Linked DNA regions of Mus musculus: region 1 is linked to region 2. The links are chromatin contacts, found by Hi-C or POLR2A ChIA-PET in ENCODE. All regions are on one chromosome and are shown on one strand. The core of a region is the stretch at or near the end of the contact, and the rest is flanking DNA. Distances in the headings are between cores, read along the strand shown. Region 1 holds the start of Psmb8 (proteasome (prosome, macropain) subunit, beta type 8 (large multifunctional peptidase 7)). Region 2 holds the start of Brd2 (bromodomain containing 2).

Evidence for each region. Hi-C counts contacts between places; a loop is a spot of excess contacts on that map. ChIA-PET counts read pairs that join two places held with the same protein, here RNA polymerase II (POLR2A).
Region 1: POLR2A ChIA-PET joins it to region 2 with 16 read pairs in Patski. The contact joins the promoter of Psmb8 here to the promoter of Brd2 in region 2. A Hi-C loop is called at or near these places in 1 of 37 maps with a recorded cell type or tissue (T-helper 17 cell). POLR2A ChIA-PET finds 5 or more read pairs at or near these places in 4 of 5 experiments (Patski and embryonic stem cell).

Annotation. Positions count from the first base shown.
Region 1 is chr17:34,195,166-34,201,413 of GRCm38, forward strand. It overlaps Psmb8 (proteasome (prosome, macropain) subunit, beta type 8 (large multifunctional peptidase 7)), which reads left to right and starts at 3,030. Exons shown (of 6, transcript NM_010724.2): 1 at 3,030-3,380; 2 at 4,068-4,215; 3 at 4,406-4,517; 4 at 4,976-5,105; 5 at 5,546-5,750; 6 at 6,013-6,248. The coding sequence starts at 3,234. The coding sequence ends at 6,101. Tap1 (transporter 1, ATP-binding cassette, sub-family B (MDR/TAP)) reads left to right here. Exons shown (of 11, transcript NM_013683.2): 11 at 1,403-2,060. The coding sequence ends at 1,609.
Region 2 is chr17:34,118,012-34,124,273 of GRCm38, forward strand. It overlaps Brd2 (bromodomain containing 2), which reads right to left and starts at 4,596. Exons shown (of 13, transcript NM_001204973.1): 1 at 4,151-4,596; 2 at 595-1,889. The coding sequence starts at 620. It overlaps H2-DMa (histocompatibility 2, class II, locus DMa), which reads left to right and starts at 4,821. Exons shown (of 6, transcript NM_010386.4): 1 at 4,821-4,923.

The DNA.
Region 1 (6,248 bases), core at 1,780-4,279, 76 kb after region 2:
GCTTCTGCCACTCCTCCTGTGTTAGTTATACCAACAACAGAACTGTTCAAACCTGTCCTTGGAACTCTTGGTCCCATTAGCTTTTCTCCCGGACACGGGAACCAGTGAGCAGGGCTACTGTCCTAACAATCTGTATGGGCTAAGCTTGCTTTGTGTCGTAGACGTTCTATCCCACCCTTTGTACTAATTTGTCCATCAGAGTCTTTTGCTGTGCTTATTCTGTAGATGACAAAATAGAGGCTAGGAGAGGTTGATTAACCTTCTAAAAGTCACACAGCTTTTGAGCAGTGGAGCCTGGGTCCAGACACAAATCATCCAAACACTCGTGCTCTTTGTTACTCTTACTCTTTTTTTTTTTAAATTAAGATTAATTTATTTTATGTGTATGAGTGTTTAGCCTGAATGTATGTATGTGCCCAGTGTCTCTGAAAGTCAGAAGAAGGTGTGGATCCCCTGGAACTGGCGTTATGGATGGTTGTGAACCACTATGTGGGTACTGGAAGTCAAGCCCTGGTCTGCTGGAAGAGCAGCCAGTGCTCTTAACTGCTGAGCTGACTCTCCAGCCCCTGCATTACATTTCTTTAGATTGACTATAAAAAATTCTCATTTTAGGGGCTGAGGGGTGGCTCAGCAGTTAATAGCATTAGTTTTAAGAGCATTAGCTGCTCTTCCAGAGGACCTGGGTTCAATTCTCAGCACCCACATGGCAGCTCACAACCATCTGCAGCTCCAGCTCCAGGGTTTCTGACACCTGCACACAAGCAAAACGTCAATGAACATAAAATAAAAACAAATTACAAAATGTTTTCTCAGCTTATTAGTGGGTTATTAAAAATTTGTATGACATAGGAAAGGTGACATGTGGGGTGGGTGGGGGGGGGAAGAGGAGGGAAACGGGAGGTGGTATGGTTATATTTCATTATATTCATATATGAAATTCTCAAAGCATAAATTAATATATGTTTTTTGGAACGTAAAAAAATTTCCACATATTAAGGCTGGACGAGGAGACCCTAGTCTTACTTCACTTAGTATGCCATCTCCCAAGACAGTTGGTGTCCTTGGGAGGCCTGCTTTTTTCTGAAGGGCAATCGAGGAGAGGTAGGGGGTTGAGTAGGAGGGACTGGGAGGAGAGGAGGGGGGAACAGCAGTCGGGATGTAATATATGGGAGAAGAATAATTTCCTTTTCAAATTTCCCAGCTTATGGGTAGAGATGAGAGACTGTTCAGTCCCCTCCCCCATCATGCTTCCGCTCTCTCTCTCTCTGTACCCCCCTCTTGTGAGGACATCTTAACAAGTCATAGGTTTGGAGGGGTGCTGCAGACCAGGGATATCGACAATGTGTCCCAGCCCTGGAAGCACAGGGGTCCCCTGAACTGTAATGTCTGTGTGTTTCTCCAGGTCCAGCGGCTCCTGTATGAGAGCCCCAAGCGGGCTTCTCGGACGGTTCTTCTTATCACCCAGCAGCTCAGCCTGGCAGAGCAGGCCCACCACATCCTCTTTCTCAGAGAAGGCTCTGTCGGCGAGCAGGGCACCCACCTGCAGCTCATGAAGAGAGGAGGGTGCTACCGGGCCATGGTAGAGGCTCTTGCGGCTCCTGCAGACTGACAAGGCCTCTGGACTGCACACTGCGTGCTGTCCCCCTCCTGTCCTCTACTCTGTGTGACAGAGAACCTGGGAGCAAAGATATTACCACACCCACGGAGACAGTTGAGGAGCGGAGGTGCTTGTTACATGAGAAAATGTAAACTCTAGGAGATACCCGGAATTTACCACGAATGTGTTTCCCCGACCCGCTCCCTATTAGACGGGGTTTCAGGTACCTCACACCAACACTGAGCTGCTAAATCTCCGGTCTCCACCCTCCCGGTGCTGAGCTTGTATCACAGCATGCACACACAAACCTGGTTTATGTGGCGTTGTGATAGAATGAGAAGAAACGCCCAAAGTGTACAGAGAGAAAGGACAAGCAGCTTGCAATTAACCAAAGGCATAGGCTGGCATTTGGGTGTTCTATGGGTGTTTGATATTTGTAATAAAACTGGTGTTTTGTACTGTGGCTTCTCCCGTTTCTTAGCTCCCGCAAAGTCCTAGCTGAGTTAGTCAGCCCCCCCCCCCCCCCCAGGACAGTGTCCCGTTCTTCTTCAGAATTCTGTTTTACTTCTGGGTCCATCAGCTTTTATTTCCTGGGGCTCTCATTTCTCTTTACTGCTCACCCACGGACTCCTAGTGCTGAGCTGGACCGGGCGGCAGCCCCTCCCTCTCCGCACCCCAAGGCAGCAGCAACTGCATCTTGGAGTCCTTCTCTTCCTCGCTGAGGCTGGAGGAAGCGCGGTAGCGCCGCGGGTGGGGACCCCAGAAAATCAGACTGGATAACCTCGCCCGCCCGTTCAGATTCTTTCATCTTCTCCTCAGCGGCACACGCCGGGATAATCTCAATGAAATGGATAGGATTAGCCAGTAAATCTCTTCCATTCAGGGAGGGCCCGGTGTGTGACGTCAGCAGTTCCTGGGCAGATAATGTCCATAAAGGTTGCAAAGAAGAGGTGGGGTTGAGGATTCAAGGAAGGAGCGCGCAGCCCTGACTTGCGCGACGTGAGCAGCCCCGGGCAAGGGCGCGTCCTCGTGGGTGGCTCAGGGTAGTGAGACTGTTGAACCAAGAGGGGCCCTAGGAGGGACACATGAAAAGGCCCGACTGAGTCCTCTCCTTGGTTCGTCTTTCTCCGTTTTTTCCTGGTTGTCCCAGGACCTAAAGACCCCTGTGCATCCATTTATCGCATTTTCCAGTTTCTATAAAATGATGCTCATTTATTTGAGTGCTGCCCCCATCCCCAGGACGCACGCCTAGGTGGATCTGCTCAATACTCCTCTCAGGTTCCAACGTTCTAGACAACCTCTTTAGGAGATAGGACCCTATTCAGTCCTCCGCTGTTCCCAGAAGATGCCCCCCCCCGTCCCCCGCCTGTGGGTCTTCACGCACCCCACTGCTAGGCGGCCTCCGAAGGCGCACCTCTTCTTCCACCCCACAGCCCATTCTCTAGCTGGTTTCACTGATGTGGCAGCAGGAAAACTCGTCCCCAACACATTGTTTTAGTTCAGACACCCATTAACTGGGCTCTACTCGGAAAGGGCAGGGGATGGGGGTGGGGGACTGGTTCCCTCCCCTTGGTACTGTGGCTTTCGCTTTCACTTCCTTGTCGCAGAGTCGACGGATCTTCGGGGCCAAGTGGTCATGGCGTTACTGGATCTGTGCGGTGCCGCTCGGGGGCAGCGGCCCGAGTGGGCTGCCCTGGATGCGGGAAGCGGGGGTCGCTCGGACCCGGGACACTACAGTTTCTCCGCGCAAGCTCCGGAGCTCGCACTTCCCCGGGGAATGCAGGTGAGGACTGTAGGGCGTTCTGGAGAGATGCAGGAGGTGGGTGGTGGTGGGTGGCACAGAGGAAGGAGTGTCTGCCTGGGTCTGAGGAGGTGAGGACGCCAGGAGGGGCCGTCCAGGAGAGCAGCATCGAGGCTAGCCCTGAAGAACCAACGTGGAGATTAAGGCATGGGAAGGCGGGAGAAAGGGGTGGGGGAGGGACAGAAGGAGAGAGAGTCACGCACGGAGTTGAGACAGCGAGACTGAGAAGATGGTTGGTGCCAATCCCAAGACACAGTGCACAGACCACCATGCCTTCCACAGACTCACTGCTAACTACTACAGGGGCTGTACAGTTGTCTTGGAAGACCTATGAACTTTGGTGGCCTTACTTGGTCTCAGCAACCCACCCTGTGTGTCCTACGACACATTAGATGGCCTAGGTCTCAAGCCCCTCTACTGTAAAATGAGAGCAAGTTATTAAAATGTGCTTTCGAGAACCAAAGGAGCCACGGATTAGGAAACACCTTGAAGTCGCCTACCATGACCTTTGTTCCCACGTGCTGGAAAGCAGAAAGCTGGTGGGCTTAAATCCTGCTTTTCTTTCTTCGGAGCTACTGACATCTAGAGTCTGCAGACCCCTCCTCACTCTGCCACCCTGCCAGGAGCCTCCTAGCACTGAGGTGCCCCTCTGCCTCTTGCATCTCTTAGCCCACCGCATTCCTGAGGTCCTTTGGTGGTGACCAGGAAAGGAATGTTCAAATTGAGATGGCCCACGGCACAACCACACTCGCCTTCAAGTTCCAGCATGGCGTCATCGTGGCTGTGGACTCCAGGGCCACTGCAGGGAGTTACATTAGTGAGTATGTGTGCTCCATGTGTGCTCCAATGGTCCGACTCGTGGAGCTGTTCCCTCAGTAGAGCAGAAGGCCTGGGCCGAAGTTCAGACAGAGCTGGCATTATAGCACACTGAGGGTGGGGGTGGGATGGGGGGTGAGGGGTGGGTGGGGAGCTGTGGGCTCATTTCTTTGATCTCAAAACTCTTCCAGGCTCCTTAAGGATGAACAAAGTGATCGAGATTAACCCTTACCTGCTTGGCACCATGTCTGGTTGTGCAGCCGACTGCCAGTACTGGGAGAGGCTGTTGGCCAAGGAGTGCAGGTAGGCCGGTTTTATCATCTCATTTGTTCAGCCCCTCCCCCGTCCCCACCATGTCCCAGGTCACTTACACCCCCATCGGGTGATCCATTTTAGCAACCATAAGGGATATATATATATATATATATATATATATATATATATATATATATATATATCTCCTTCATGTGATTAAAAATCTCCCAAATCCTAGCCTGGGTCCCTGCTTATAAACCAGATAATCTGGCAGTCACTTAACCTGCAGGGTGGTATCATTTACTAGGCTTTTAAAATGCGGATCAGAGATTTTAAATTCCCAAACTCTCCTTTACTCTTATGTCCCGTCCCACAAGTCCATACCTTCCAAACACTCATCTCTACAATCCCTGCTCCCTCGTGCTATGGGAGAAAATGAATGCAGGTGTAGCTGCCGCCCCTGAGGCCTCCTTCTCTCTCCTCCTCCTCCTCGATCGATCGTACAGGTTGTATTATCTTCGGAATGGGGAACGCATCTCCGTGTCTGCAGCATCCAAGCTGCTTTCCAACATGATGCTGCAGTACCGGGGGATGGGCCTCTCCATGGGCAGCATGATCTGTGGCTGGGACAAGAAGGTGGGTGGCCTATGTCTGTGAGCCCCCCCCCCCCCCGAGGTGTCTTACCCATTGAACCCTCCCCTCCCCCATGCTTGATCCAGGTTTTGATGTTTACCAAAGTGTGCTGTCTTTTGTTTTTGTTTTTAAAATTCATTTATTTATTTTATGTGAGTACACTCTTGTTGTCTTCAGACACACCAGAAGAGGGCACTGGATCCCGTTACAGATGGTCGTGAACTACCATGTGGTTCAATTCTGGCAGTTGAACTCAGGACCTCTGGAAGAGTAGTCAGGGGTCTTAACCACTGAGCCATCTCTCCAGCTCCCTAAAGTGTGCTGTCTTAACTCAAATATTTCTATGGTGGCATCACTATGTTGCTTGCTCTCCACAAGTCACACTTGCGTCTTGATATGATCAATAAACCAAGTTCAACTCGGGATGGTTTCCCATCTTCTAGGGACCAGGACTTTACTACGTAGATGACAATGGGACTCGGCTCTCGGGACAGATGTTTTCCACTGGCAGCGGGAACACCTATGCCTATGGGGTGATGGACAGTGGTTACCGGCAGGACCTCAGTCCTGAAGAGGCCTACGACCTTGGCCGCAGAGCTATTGCTTATGCTACCCACAGAGACAACTATTCTGGAGGAGTCGTCAACAGTAAGAGACCAATGCGCCCCACAACACCTGGGGAGACCACTGCTCCCCAGCACCTGGGAGGAGGGGGATGTGGGGGGAGCTTAGATTGGGAGCCTCGGGGGAGATGAGTGGAGATGTCAGGTCTGAGAACACTGAAGTTCCAGACAAAGGCTTTCAGTGTGTGTGTGCTTAATGCTCATGAAAGCTGCTTATGCCACACCATTCTGGCAGAGACTTGCCCAAGAAAGGCCTGACGCCATGTTCTTTTCTCAATCGCCCACAGTGTACCACATGAAGGAAGACGGTTGGGTGAAAGTGGAGAGTTCCGATGTCAGTGACCTGCTGTACAAGTACGGAGAGGCCGCTCTGTGATGGCTGCTGGGCAGGCCTCCCCCAGCATTGGTGGCACTGGCTGGCAGACTCAGAGACCTGGGACTACTTCAGTCTTAGGAAAAAGAAGGGCTCAACCTGGGCTGGAGACAAAGCTCTGTTTACCCTCTCGGCCCCCGCACTCACAGA
Region 2 (6,262 bases), core at 3,346-5,845:
CACACAGGCTCCCTGTGGTTAGTCTAGACCAGGTGTTTCCTAATGGCTAAGACACTAGACTCAGATCTCATTGTTTACATCTGCAGTGAACTGAGCCCTGAGTCTCCGAACCACCCTCCTCCCCACTGAATGAAGCTCAACGTTATCCAAACACACCCACCGCTGAAGGAAATAAGACCTTCAACGGCAGCCTGTACCTATGTACCAGAAACCTAGTCTTGGGCGTGATGACCCCTCCACCCTGTGGGAATCCCCCTGGCAAACCCTCAAGCTGTCACCATGGCAACTCCACGGGCACTGAAGCAGCCAAGAAGACCCCCCACAAGCACGATGACAAATCAAGGCTGGATCTGCGCACACACCCCCACCACCCTGCAGTCCAACTCGTCCTGGCCGAATGGGTCTCCGCGTCGCGGAAACCGACAGGCTGCTCAGACGCAGTACCTGGGCCGCCGCCACCGCTTCAAAACCGTCGCAGCCCCCTCCGCGAGCTCGCGTCAACAGCTGCGGCGCGGAAGCGCGCCTCGCCCGCCCGCCGCTCCCCGGAACGCCGCCCCCCAACCCCCCTCCCACACACGGTTGGCGGAGACGTACTTGTGGGGAGTCACGTTTTGCAGCATCTTGACCTCAGGGAACCGCCGCCGCTCAGCTGCGTGAAGTCCGGGTAGCCTCGGCTCCCCTCACCGCCGGGCCCAGCATAACCCGGGAAGTGGGGGGAAGGCCGCTGCCCTTGGCCCTCCAGGCGTCAGCCTCGTTGCGGGACCGGCGGGAACGCTGTCTCCTGCGCCGTCCTCCCCGCAACTCCGGCAGCTTTGCACGCTCCGCAGGCGGCGACAGCAGGAAAATGGCGGCGGCCTCTGCCGGCCGGCGAGCCACAGGAGAACGCAGTCTGCAAACCCGGCAGTCCCCGAAACTGGACACCGTCGTCAATTCGGCCTGCCGCCGGTGGACAGGGGTCCCCTCTTCCCGCCGCGGTCGCCGGGGGGTCACGAGAGCCGCGTCAGACCTCCGATGGAGGCGGATGAGCACCAAAAAGGGGTTTCAGAGAGCCGCCGCCTCCATCTTTGAAATCCTCTTGAGGGCGGAGTAGAGGGGTGGACAGACACCGAGGACTGGGCGGGGCCCGAGAAAGGGGAGCCTCGGGGGCTTCTATGGGGTCTGCACTGTCCGCCGGGAGCGGTCGCGGGCCGGGACGAAGTCCATTTCCAAGCGGATGGACGTGGATTGTACTGGCGGCCCGCAGAGGCTCCGAGACGCTGGGTCAGTAGGCGCAATCCTCCAGCTCGTCCTAGAGGCTGCTCCACTCCAGCGCGAAATGGCGCCGCCGAGCCCCGCGCCAGCGCTTTATATATAGCCGGAGGGGCGGAGCTTCGCTGCTCATGCGCGCCACCCTGCTCGCGAGCTCCCCCGCCCCCTCCGCGCGTGCTCGCCCGCTCACGCGCCTGGAGAAGCAAAGGCGAGGGGGCAGGCCCGCCTCTTCGCGGGAGCCTTTCCTATTGGTCCGCTCGAAGGATGACGTCACAAACTCCAGTTCCAAGGCGTCGATTATCGGCAGCAGAGTGCCGCAGAGAGCCAAGGCGAAAAGGCACCCCGCCATGTCTCCGAGCCAATTGGCTGCGCCGTGGCTTGGCGAACCCTGGGAGAGATGGAGGCCGAACGGCGTGTAGGCGCCATCTCCCCGGGGCCTGCAACACGCTGTCCCCACCTCCAGGTCTGACGGAGCCTTCCCGGGCTTGCACACACCGAATTTCTGCCGGTCGCCCGCGGCAGGCTGGTCGCGCCATTTGCAGCTTTTCCATTGGCGGCGCGGGCGGGGCGCAGAGTGGGACGGGTCGCGCGGGCGGGGCGGGCGAAAGGTTCTTGGCTGCGAGGCCGCCGCAGTGGAGAATCTGAAACAAGGAAGACAGACGCCATCTTAGAAGTCGCGGCCTGCTTCTCGGCTGAGCGCTCCACAGTAACCCCGCGACGCGATCTAACGTCCCCTGATCCAACACATGACCGGAGCGTTCCAAGACTAACCTCGTCTTCCCCGAACCAAAGTAATCAGATAGCAAAGGCCACGCTCTGCCCTAAAATCCTCAGCTCTAAAGATGCGAGGCCACCCCGAGTGTTTACTGTCTAGCCAGCCCCGGGGGCTCATACCCTGCCCGCCCGCCCGCATTTGCAGATTCTCGCGCACTTACCCGCCTTAGGAACGCACAAGGCGTCCACATGCCCTAAAAGCCGATCTCGGCAAACTTTCCCGGCGTCAGGGTGAGGAGAGCGGGCGCAGCGCACGGCTCCTTGGCCCCATCTCGCCCCAGCGTGGGCGAGCTGACGCCCCCCGCCCCCATCGGGCTGGGAGTCCTCCCCACGGAGCGCCTCTTCCATCGGTCAGCGCCAGGGAGGAGGGCGAGCCGAGGAGGCGGCGGCGGCGCTGCTCTGCAGCCCTCCTCCCTCCCCTCCCCCCCGCAGCCGGACGCCTCCGAGGAGGGGCAGGAGCCATTTTGGGAGCTGTCTCGCCCCCTCCCCCTCCCCTACGCTGTCTTGGGACTCGAAACAAGACTTAAGTAGGAACCACCAGCCAGTTCTCAAGGTCAGATGGCAAAAGCAACTCTGGGGTAGCCCCTCGCGCGAAAGTAAAAGCGTCTATCCCCCCAGAACACACCTCTCGCTCCCAAACTCCCCTTTCCCTGGCTGGGAAGACAGGTGTGCACGTCTGGGCAAGTAAATTAACGTTGGTGAGGGGCTGTAAGGCGGGCTCACCATTCCCCAATTATAGCCCCAACTGGCCTAGGTCCTAGAACTGCAACCAGGCGACCCTCCCTCCACATGAGCCCTCGACCTCGAACCTCGGTCACTGCACTTAACATGGCGGCCAAGCTCCCGTCTTCTGGACCGCAAGATAAGCGCAGACCCCGCAAGGGGTAAGTGCGCCTTGGAAGCAGAGACCCTGCACTCCCCGCCGGGAACCAGGCCCGGGTCGCCCGAGTGCGCGCGGCCCCGCCCGGGTGGCTGCGGCGAGCAGGGCAATGACACAGCAACTTTAGAGGCCTCTCCCCTCCCCCTGGCGGCCCGGCCTCCAAACTGGATTTTCCGCACCTGGGCCTGGCGGGTCCGGGCCGAAGCCCGACGGGGGTGGGGTGGGGGTGGGGAGAGAACTCGGGGAGCGGGGAAACTGCTGGGCCTTAGAGAGAAAGGGTAGCCAGACGACGCTCCCGTTTCCCTGCATTCCGGAAAATCACTGCGCCCCAGTCATTCCCAGCCCTCCCTGCCCCCACATGAGTCACAGGGGAGGCTGCTGCTACTTAGTAATTTGGAAAAGTAACTCTTTCCTCCTTTCCGTTCCCTCCCCCGCAGCACACAAGGAGGCAACTGTTCCAGGCAGGGGGAGGGGAGGAGGGCGGCAGTAGAGCATGCCACCCGGAGAAACCCTAGACCTCGGAGACTGGGAGGCTCGGACCACGCTGGCTCTCCCCTCCCAGCACCCACCTCAGGCCAGGACTGCGCTCGCAGGCGGCCCCCAGGCTCTGGGCCGGTGAGCCCTCCCCACCCTGGGGCAGAGACAAACAGCTAAGAGCCCGGAGGGGATGCGCAGCTGGGAACAGCAGGCCCCACAGGCCGCGTCCTCGTGAAAAGCACACAAACTCGACCGAGCCTCCATCACGCCATGTGACGATGGCGAGCCTGCTACCCTTGACACAAAGGGAGCTTAGGGAGTCCCTGGGGAGGCAGGGAGTCGGCGCCAGGGAACCACACCAGTTCACCTCCAGAGCTGCCAACTCCTAAGCTCTCGCATCCCACGACCAACACTCACACTCAGCCTACGGGGTCGCCCTCCCCTCGCCCGCCCAAAACATCCCATCTCACCTGGCTCCCGATTCCTGTCCCCCCCCCCCCCCCCGGTGACGGGTGCATGGGGCACAAGCCACCCTCGCCCCTTTGCCCTCCGATGGGTATGTAGGCACGAGGTTGGCCATTCCCCTCCCCCACACAGTGGCCCTCTTGCGCTGGCCCCAGTCCACACTCCCATTGGCTGTCAGGTGTTTGAAAGACAAGTCTTTCCCCCTTGGGATTTTTCTCCTGAACCCCAAGAATTCTTCCCACTCCCCACCTTTACTTATGCATTTAAATGACCGATGGCGTCCCCGCCCCAGGGGCCCCTGCTCACCTGGATCCAGGAGCCACGGGGGGGCCCTCGAAAGTCGCCCTCAGCCCGGCTGGGGGGGGAGCAAGGAATCCGGGGTGTCAACCCCCCCGGAAGCCGAGAAGGCGTTGGGGGAGGGGGCGTAGCCCCCAGCCCCTCCCTTCCCTAGCCGCTGGGGGTGGGGGGAAAAGCATCGGGGCCGCGCGGCCACGTCAGCAGCGCTCCGACTGGCTGGGGCGGGTCACGTGTCCGCCCCCCCTACGGCCACGAGGGCGAGGTTTCCGAACACTGCGGAGGGTCGTGAACGGGGTCACAGGGACTGCAAGGCCCAGACCTGTGTCCCGAGACCCCAGACCTCGCTAAGGCTGTTGCCTCGCCAGGTCCCCGGCCTCCCTTGCGCCTGTGGTCGCCCCCGTCCCCCCCACTCGCCTCTCGGTACGAGTTCAGCATGGCTGCCGCAGCCCCACGAAACACATAGCGCATGCGCAAGGGTGTGCCTGGTCTGGGGGGAGGGGAGGCACGGGTCGCGGGGAGAGCCGCGGTGCGCAGGCTCAGTGCGCCCCGAGCCTCGGGGCCACCTCGTTGAGCGATGGGTGTGGCGGGAGCGCGCGGGCCTGCGCCCCGGTGGCCTCCCCCCCCTCCCCACCGCGGCGGGGGGAATAGGTTCTTCCGGCTCCGGTCTGAGGCGTTGCCTGGCACTTTCTGGCCAGAATCCGCGGGGCCCCATGCTGTGGTCCCAGGAGGCACGCGGGTCCTGGCTGCAGCAGCGGGACTGCAGGGCGAGCCTCCCTGGAACGGTGGGGGTCCGCTTGGATGTTGCACGCTCGATTTGACGTTTTAATCGGGAGGAGTTGTGGGGTTCCTCGAATTTCTTAAACTGTTTCTTTTTTTTTTCCTCTATGAGACTTGAAAATACCCGAATCCTGCCTTCGAAGTATACCACCCGTGTTTCTTTCTCTGATCGTGTACAGGTAGACCATTTATTAACATAGAGTTCTACTTCGTCATTTCTGCTCGTTTTGATCATGATTCTTTCCTGACATTGTCTATACTCTGTTTCTGTTTCTGTGACCTGCCTTACTAGTTTGTTTCTCAGTCTTGAATTCATCCTACTAAAGTTTAGGGTGACAACTTAAAAACAATGCAGTTGACTTAAAGTGCGAAGCTCGCGCTTATCTCTGTTGTCTTTTGTCTTTGAAGGTATGGTCTGGATTTACACTCTGCACCAGCAGCCCACCTGTATTTTCCGTGTGTAGAACAGGGCATGTCTCTTATTTTATCGGGGCTTCTCAGTTGAAGGAAATTGCTTTTGACTTGGTCACCTTTCTCTGTTAACCTAAGTAACTTCCTGTCCATTTTGCTCTCTTAGCCAAAAAGAAAACCCTATTCAGTACCTACCCTGTCTCTAAGTAGCCAAAAAGAAAACCCTATTCAGTACCTACCCTGTCTCTAAGTACTCCGTGGCTTTCTCAACTTCCTTGCACAGCAGGACTTGGACTTACAAGACTCTCCCTGCTTGTCTCCTCCCAGTTCTCTTATTTCCCACTTCATGCAGCCCCAGAGTGTGACCTCACCACCCTACTTAGCAGGACCTCCCAGCTGCCCACCCCAGAGTCCACTTCTGATTTCTCCCTGACATTGCCCATGCATGTCATGTTCCCAACCCCCAGTCTCCCTTTTGTACATTTGGGTAGCTGGTTCCTGCTGTTTGTCTGGAATGCTTCTACATCTTCAATGACTCAAGCCTTTCAACTCCACCGTAAGATTAGACAGTTCTCTTGAGTGGAACTTCCTATGAAAAATTCCTGCCTGGATAACCCCAGACACTGGAGCATGCTCAGAATTGATGTGGGCTGTCCGGCGCATCTGATCTGCTGCTGTGTTATTCTGTCCATGCACGATGTCCTCACCTCTCCTTACAACTTTATATTCACCTGAACTTACCATTCCCTTCTTCATCTATCAATGCACACTGCTGTGTCCTCAAGAACCAGGCAATCGTGCCTGTGTCTGCTGCATCACCTGGACTTGTTATTTGTACTGTGCAGTAGCAACTTGAATTTAAATCAGTATTACATGCTGTTTAGATTTGTTTCATAGTGGCACCAGCCATATTTTCAAGTTCTCAGTGGCCAG